Regions from separate parts of the Homo sapiens genome. Here region 1 is linked to region 2. Evidence: read pairs that join two places in POLR2A ChIA-PET (ENCODE). Cell type or tissue: A673. All regions are shown on one strand. Links, peaks and the distances in the headings refer to the core of each region. The heading gives the core; the rest is flanking DNA. Region 1 has its middle 73 kb from the start of LINC01571. Region 2 overlaps CHD9 (chromodomain helicase DNA binding protein 9).

Region 1 (4,393 bases), core at 219-4,218, 1.3 Mb after region 2:
CACTCTAGTCATTGTTGGGGGTTCAGAGAGGAAATATGGACCCAATTTCCAGACTGGGTCCCATCATAAGGGCTGGCTCTGGGGTATAGCCCTGTCCCCCAGAAGCATGACCACCCAAGTCAGCATTCAGTTTACATGCTACCTTTCCTCTATGAGCAGAAAGCAGAATTGCATGTAACTACCTGGTTTTCTATAGAAGCATATAAAATTTCACACTTATGATAAATGCCCAGGACTAGGGTTTCATAAAACCATTTAGTGTATTAGAGTCTATTAACCAGACTGAAATCATGACCCTCGTTTAGCAGTTATAGACTGTGGCAGCACTTAATCCATATGGGTAGATTTTTATAACATTTATGATCTGAACCAGATCCCTTAATGCCTAAACTCATAACTATTGGCTTGAAATATGAGCATCTGGAAAGCACAACTGGCAGAGCCCCATGCAATGTTGTAGGAGAGAGCTCATGCTAACAAATTTCCTAAGGAAAGATCAATTTGGATGTAAAGGTATGCAGGAAATGGGAAGCTCAGTCCTGACAGTTCTGTAAGAGACTCTTGGTTACCTGTCCAATATCTGTTACCCCTGCTCCTTTCTACCAGGCTCCAGATTTTATTAAAATACCCACCCCCAATCTCTGCACACTCTATCTGATTCAGGAGAAGCTGGATTCACCTCCTTTGTCAGTGATTGGTTTAGGAACCCAGGTTTAAACAATGAGCACTTGTATTTTTCCCAGCAACTATTTTGTTCTAGGAATAAGCTCATGTCCTATATTGACTCAATCAAAACAAAAGCTAGAGCTAATATTCTATAACTAAGGAGAGATTTTTTTTTCTCTTCTGCAGACCTTAAACAAGAAAGCCTGTTTCCCTGTGCTAATGGAAGCCATAGTATGTCCATGCCAAAATCCACCTGAAAGAAAAGTGGTTACACATGTTCCAGGAAGGTCGGAGATTTTTTATCCCATCTGCAAGCTAAATACTTAGTCTGCCACAATTTATGGATGCTGCCAGAAGACACAAGACTCCTGGGTCAGAGACAATGGAATTTGTTACTCATGCCACTGCAAAGAACATGAGCATTAGCATATTTGCCTCTGGTCCCTGAGCCCAATTCCCACAGGGTGATGTGAAGCAGAACAGGTGATACCTGCGTATATACCAAGAATTCTGAACTTATATCTAGGGAACCTACATCTTTTAATACTGGGCAGTTAGCATGCCTGCCCTACAGTCCAGAGGGAGACAGATGTTCTTAAAAACATAGTCCGGAACAAAGACAGTCAGTGTTATGACTGTAGCTCACTTGCCTCTTGACTTTCTGTTACACAAGATAAGAAATATTCTTTTTGTTTAAGGTGGTTCGAGAAAAGATCTTTTTTTGACTCACAGCCAAACTATCATAACCAATAAAACAACCAATGGTCTGAATTCTATAGGGAACTTCAAGATTCTTAGCTTTTTAAAGAGAACTGATCTCAGCCACTAAGTAGGCCATTTCACCAAGTTGTGTTTATCTTTGAGAGGGAAAATTATCTCTGGTCTCTACCTGGATAATTTGATACCTCAATCAGCAATAGGAAATTGAAATCCAAAGGGTGATTTTCTCAGAAGGTGAAGGGTGGGGGCATCACTGTGATTTACCAATTTACAACTGTACAACCAAATCACATAAAATGCTGTATGAAGGCTTTAAATATTGGAATCTTTCTGAAAACAACACAACATTAGACATTGGGTCTTCTGCTGCGTCATGGCTATCACTCCATCAAGGAGTGTTTAAGGCATTCCTATCAGACTGCTGCTTGAGAAAATATATTTCTCTCTACCTAACCATGAAGCTGCATGTTAGAACTATTAAACCACAAGAATTTTCCTGAAACAGTATCTGTGAAGTTTAGCAGAGCAAGAAGTCTCTCCCGGTGCCATGGAAGGGAGGCCTTCTGGGAACTGGCTTATCACAGTAGGGACGAGAGCACCGCTTGCTCCACCCATGGTTCACATTCAAGAAGATCCTCAAATGTACACCCACAGGCACAGAGATATCAAATGCTAACACACTGGAAGGAAAAAGCCAGTCATCTTATGACAGTACACTTGTGCCTCATGACTGTGCCATACTATCTGTAAAGGCTTATAAATGGTTATTTTTGATAATCTGTCATTATTTTCTTAATACATAATAAAAAATGATTACATTTGTGGTGTGTGTGCATATAGGCCTGTTAAAAGCTCTCATTTGTTAAATATAAACAGTAAAAATATATTGTAATTATAAAATCTGTTTTAGAATTTATACATTTTTCCATACAATTAGAGCCTCAAAAATCAGAAAGGAAACTTGGCCCTCCTTTCTGTTGGACAGGCCCTGCCTTGTAACGGCAATATAAAACGTTCCGTAAGTTGTAGAAACTCTTGCATGTGTTACCTACTATTTAGCTTATCTGTCACTGAGGCTGCCTGAGGGGCATGAACACTCCTGGGCCTGGAGTGGCCCTTGAGAGCTGGGTGATGTCATTGTACTAGAAACCCTCACTTGGGTTTACCTGGGGCTCTGCATTTCAGAGGGCTTTTTCTGGGTATCTCACTTCTTTTCCATCCCCCAGGAACCTGTTTAAATAAAGAATCAGGGTCTAAATTCTTCTCTGGGGGAGGCTGGGCATTGCTCAGAAGTGGCATTTATTCTTCACAAAATGCCAAGATGAACCAGGGCGCCTCATTCTCTTCCCTTTGCCTTTCATGCTCCTAATATGCGACATTCTTCTAATGGTATTAATAATGCGTAGAAGCTGAGCTGCAAATTCAGGAAGTAAATGAGATGCACTGACATAAAAGCTCTGTTAAAAAGCATTCTTTCTACATGATGTTCATCCAGTAATTTTTAAAATCAGTTTTTAAGATTTGAAAGTAGCTAAGTCAGACCGCTCTGACTTCATGTGGGACAAACGATGTCGTTCCTATTAGAACTGATATGCTTCTCAAAGAATCTGTCTCTGCTTTTCTCGTCTAACCTAAAACCCCATTCTCTCTGCTAAGTTTTCCCAGAGATTACGGTTTACTCTGGCATTATATAAACTTCTAAAATAGCAAGGGAACGTGAAATGCCGATAGGATTTAACTCTGCAGTGGAGTTGCTTAGGGGAGGCGTCATCACAGTAGTGGAATTACTTCATTTGGAAAATATGCCTTATTTTGTGAAGCTTCTTTGTCGTCTAAGAAAGGAGGCAGAAGAAGAACGGCTGGGGTTCATCACAAATTAAGCAGCAGCCAGGGTTTAGCAAGATATTTTCAGTTAGATTTGGAAAAGGAAAAAAGTATCTAAAATGCTTGTTACGTAGAGCTTCGTATCGATAAGAACACTGAGGACATGGTTATGGGGAAGCTTCAACCTGGGAGGGCTGTGATACTAAACTGAAATTAACAGGACAGGCAATTGGCATAATTAAGAAGTGTGTAATGGTAGAGTGGAAAGAAAGATGGCTTAATAACCTCATCATGCCCTGGTTCTACTCTACCTGGCTATGTGAACTTAAGCCAGCCACTTGACCTCTCTAACCTCTATTTTCTCATGTGGATCCTAATATCTGTCTTTGGGGATTATCAGAAGAGAATAAAATGAAATGAATGTACATTACCTTTTAAAGAGATATGTACCATACAAATGTCAGCTCTCATTTGTTCTTTATAATGCATGGGAGAATTATAATATAGAGAGGGGTCTTTTCCCATGGAGGCCCTCCAATAGGCTCCTTGCCACTTGCCTGCCTGAGAGAGCTGGAGGACATTGTGTCTGGTGTCTGCAAATAGGCCCTCACCTATGAACATGCTGCTATTTGCTGTAGATACCAAAGGTTCACATTAGTAAGCCTTTACCTCCTTCCAGGGAGGGAAATGTATGACACTGGGTACTTACCCACTGAAATCTATACATTGTATCCAATTTGTAGATGCAAATATGAGCTTGGGGTAAATTTATGCCTTTAATACCCCGGGGCTTTTTTTTTTTAATCCCTGATGAAAGACATCGTTGTGCCTCCTTAAAACAAATGAAGTATCAAGGAAGTAACTATGGCTCTGAAGAAGTGGGAGCTCTAAACAGTGTCTCTCAAAAGTGCTTTGTCCTGGAAATGGCAAAGAAGTAACCTTAGAGTGCCTGCCTGCCACCTCTGCTCCAACCCTTAGAGCATGAAGTCTTACCTCCCTTCCTGACTGGCTTGAGGATGTTATGCAAAGTGATAGGAAGCTGTGAAGAGAGACTCGGTCTGCATATAGCGAAGCCAAAAAAACATCAAACCATTAAGATCAGCACTTCCCCTCCTATTGGACTTCAAATCAGAGCTCAGGAGCAGGTATCTGAACAAAATTATATTTTAAGTGATTGACATTT
Region 2 (4,393 bases), core at 87-4,086:
GCCCCGGTACAGACTTCCAGTTCCTGTGTTCTCAGACAGGATCAGCCCTGCCCCGCCCAGCCCAGACTAGGCGGATGCTGGGTGTATATAGGAAATCTTGCACAGCAGGAGTTCCAGGCACACTACCAGAAACCATGCAGTTTGGTCACCAAGCCCATAGGCCTAGACACCTTCTCTCCTGCTCTGCGGGGAACCCAAGGGGAAGTGCTCTCAGACAGCTGAGCTGCCACAGCAGAGCTGCCTGCTGTCACAGCCAGGCCCCACTGGCCATGTGCTGAAGCAAGCACTTTTTCCTTAAGATAAAGTCTCCTCCAGGCCCCCAAGGCTGACACCGGGCAGAGGCACACATTGTTAGGCCCAGTCATTGACAGACTTCATGGACAGAACTAACTGGGACACTCGCAATCGAACCAAAGCCAGTCCCTGGTTCTCTTTTGTGCTTCTGCTGGTGGGTCAGAGCTCTCAAGGCTCTGAGAGCTGCTTCCATGCCCCTCACCCCAAAACAATCATCAGTGTCCATCATGAGAGAGCACAGAAACGAGCCAGGAGGACCCTAGATCAAGTTGTACCTGGCCACTTTCTAGCTATCTCTGTTAGCTTAATTCTCTAAGCCTCAGCTTTCTATCTGTACAATGCGGACAATCATACCGCCTTTGCCTGATTGAAAGGCATTAGTGAGAACAACATGACACAATGGGGAAGAAAGTGCTTATCAAACAGAAAGGTGTGGTACATTTGTACTAGAATGTAAGCCCCTAGAAGGCAGGAACCTTGTATGACTCCTTCACTGCCCTACTCTCAGGGTCAAGGACAATGCCTGGCACATAGCAGGTGCTCAATAAATAGTTCTTGAATGAGCGAATTGGGTTATGACAGATTAGAGTAAAAATAATGATGATGATGATAATCCCTAACATTAATTGCATCTTGGCTATGTGCCACGCATAGTGCTTAGGGCTGTAATAGATAATCCCATCTAAGCTTTACAACAACCCAATAAATGGGGGTACTATTGTTATTCACATTCTGCAGATGAGTTAATGCGATTCAGAGAAGTCAGTGATTTTCCTAAGGCCACATAGCTAGCTGAATAGGTTGTGACCAAAGTGATATGAATTTGCAGATTCAGAGAGGCTCACCACCTAAAAATGGAACATAGGGGTGGCCCTAGTGCCTGAGAGGCAATGATGAGAGTCACTGAATTTTGATATCTTTCTCACTCTTCAAGAATCCAATATTAAAGTGCAGATGCAGCAGGGCATAATGGCTCATGCCTGTAATCCCAACACTTTGGGAGGCAAAGGCAGGAGGATGGCTTGCGCTCAGGAGTTTGAGACCAGCCCTGGCGACATAGTGAGACCCCATTTTTACAAAGAATGCAAAAATTAGCTGGGTGTGGTGGTGCACGCCTGTAGTCCCAGCTATTCGAGAGGCTGAAATGGGAGGATCACTTAAGGTTGAGAGATTGAGGCTGCAGGGAGCCTTGGTCACACCACTGCACTCCAGCCTGGATGACAAAGTGAGATCCTTTCTCTAAATAAATAAATAAATAAATAAATAATAATAAAGGTGCAGGTGCCTCTGGAAAAGTCAAATCTAAATTTCCAATGAGGAAATAATCTAGTTTATCTGTTTGCTTCCTAAGTGTGGAGAGTGGGGTTCTTTTGCAGGGATGGGATTTAGGGTGGGTAGGGGTTACACGTAACAGACACAGAGTTTGCTAGGGAGGGAGCTGAGAAGGCACTTAAGATGAATGTTGACTGTTTTTACTGAGAACTGGCCTAGGACTTCAGGAGGGCAAAAGGGTGTTTGGGCTCCCAAATCACCTTCATGGGACATCTGTCACCCAGCAGCCCAAGGGCCCTGGAAGGTAAAGAGCTGAGTGACAACAGTTGTTTGTCTCCGAGAGAGGTAGCAGTACAGAGACATTATCAAAGGGGGTTTTCTTTTATGTTTGCATATTTTATGATAAGCATGTATTTGCATATCACCTATGGAGTTAAAAGTATATTTAAATAAATGAAAAACTAGAAATGGGTGGAAGAAGGTTGAGAAAAGTCATGGGTTGGATTCTCCAAAGCAACACAGCTTCCAAGACCGTACAGCCTGCGCCAGGCTGCAGCTCTCCAGGGCTTGGCTGATTTACTGGAGATGAACTGCAGCCCCCAGCCTTCCCAGGGTATGACAGCCAATGAGCCTGATCCACAGCTGGGGGGGAAGTATTTGCCTTTGCAGTTGGCAGCATCTCCCTGCCTCCAAGCCTTCCTCATGAGAGACTCATTATGCAGTTTGGTCACATGCCCTATGCATTTTAATGAATGAGTCAGGGGACAGACTCAATTTGAAAGAGGAATCGCTGCTCTCGGCTGGGTGAAGGGCTCTCAAGGGATGCTCTTGCAGCTTGGATATTACAAGAAAAGGAAAGGAGGAAGCTCTTTCCATTTAGCAAGAAGGAAAGGAGGTCTGAAGAGGAAGGTCAAAAGGAAGGAAGGAGAGAAGGAAGGGAGGGAGGGAGGAAGGAGAGAGGGAAAATGGAAGGGACAGAAATAACTGCCTGGAGTTCAGAAAACAGTCCTTGAACAGATGCTGCCCACCAGGCACTCGTTTGCTCCTTTATCCTCCACTTATTTATTCCAAACATTTAGTGCTGTGTAAGTGCCAGGACCACACTAGGCATGGGAGTTATAAGACAAATGAGACAGAGTCCTTGTCCAAAAGGAGTTTGCAGGAAACCAAACCAGTTTGGTCATGTCAGAGTAACTACGGCAGGGGTCTAATTTGGGAGGTGGGATGAGCAAAAGGAGACGGCGTTCGCCTCCTCCCTGTGAGTACACCCATGGGAAGGCAGGGGATCCCTGGCTCCAGGGCCACCATTTCTTAAGCACTTCCCACCTGCCAGATGTAGGGGTGAGGACATCACAGTTAGTATCTCCCTGAATCCTCACAATCATCCCAGGAGGCAGATCCTGTTACTGTCACATTTTTTACAGATGAGGAAACTGAAGCAGAGAGAGCAGCTTGCCCAAGGTCACCCGGGGATTTGAACTCAGTTCTGTCTGACTCCAGCGTTCTTGGCAGCTCAGTTCTATGCTGTCAGCCAACCACTGGATGGGGAATGCTGGAGAAGGCCTTTCCCTTCCCAGGCTTCCTTCCAAGAACACTCTGAACCCCCAGGAGGAAGGGGTTGGTGTGGATCCAGATGGAGTCAGCGCCAACCAGCCTGGGAGCAGATCCGAAACCTCACTGAGTGGGGCTGTGTGTGGGACTGAGAGCCCAAGGGCGGGGGAGAGGAAGGAAGCTGAGCCTCACCGCGGTCAGTCGGGGGGGGGTGAGCTGTTCCCATCCTCCACACCACAAAACACAGGGCAGCAGATGCCTAGCAAATGGGCGTGTGAGAGCATGGTGGGCAGGCAGGCAGGCAATGTCACCAAATTACTCAACAAAGCCACCCTGGCTTTGAACTTTGAGCCAGACTCTGCTGGGACAGGGCATGGGGGTTGGGGTGGGGTGGCACTCACCACTGTGAAAAGGATGTCTGCCACCCCCCTGCCCCCAAGTGGGAGAACATAGCCTGGGGAGAAGCCAAGAAACTGGAAAGCCACCGCACACCCACATTCTCATGAATTTTTACAGCTGGAGAGAAAGAGCGATACACAAGCCCGGCAGGACTCTGGGGCCCTGGGCTTCATGCCGGGGAGGAAAGAAAGGCCACCTGCCATGAACCTGGACTGCACACAAAAACAGCCTTTACTGAGCGATTACTGTATGCCAGGACCGTCATACACGTGATCCCACAGAACCCTCACTGTCACTATCCCCATTATACTGAAGAAGAGATCTCGACTGATGTGCAGAGAGATTAATACCTTGCCACACTCACATGTTTTCCTGCTTTTGGTTTTCACAAGGAGAGATTTTTCCTAAACACCCCTCTTTATCTTCACTCTCACTGTCCACAATAATGGAATGACTGATCTGAATGGGTGACTTGGGAAGACTCTCTGGAATGATCAGCTCAGCCCCATCCTTCTCCCAGGCTCGGTCAGGAAGCTCATTTTGTTCTCACACTCAGCTGCAACCTCCATGCTAGCTTTAGTGGTAATTAAGGTGGTATGTTGGCTCCCTGCCATTCCTTTGTCTTCTTTCTCAATGTGTTCAGAACCTGGAGGCAGAGGAGGGACTCCGGTTTTTGGAAGACTCTTTGGAGATGTCAGCAACACTTAAGAGGATGCTGAGACTCTGGCCAAACCATCCTCATTTGACTGGGGGATTCTTCTCTCCCTCCACATCCTGGCAAAGGATGCTCTTGGCTCCAGGATCAAGTTCCCTTGAAAGAAGTCCAGGAACCAGCCCTGCAACCAGCGTGGCCTCCCCTTCTTTTTGTTTTATTTTT

Evidence for each region. Peaks named below come from ENCODE experiments on the same cell type or tissue, not always from the same donor. Only the 100,000 strongest peaks of a DNase experiment are listed, where the experiment ranks them.
Region 1: POLR2A ChIA-PET joins it to region 2 with 6 read pairs; 2 of 35 experiments call an interaction of 5 or more read pairs at or near these places.

Annotation. Positions count from the first base shown.
Region 1 is chr16:51,833,093-51,837,485 of GRCh38, reverse strand. No RefSeq gene overlaps it. Among named protein-coding and RNA genes, the nearest start is that of LINC01571, 73 kb to the right of the region's middle. In A673, for the core only: no CTCF peak of the experiment used is centred there; no DNase peak of the experiment used is centred there.
Region 2 is chr16:53,089,938-53,094,330 of GRCh38, reverse strand. All of the region lies in intron 1 of CHD9 (chromodomain helicase DNA binding protein 9), which reads right to left. Among named protein-coding and RNA genes, the nearest start is that of CHD9, 37 kb to the right of the region's middle. RefSeq lists an enhancer at 2,307-2,992. In A673, for the core only: no CTCF peak of the experiment used is centred there; DNase peaks (open chromatin) are centred at 150, 2,250 and 3,240; H3K4me3 peaks cover 1,243 bases; H3K27ac peaks cover 3,908 bases.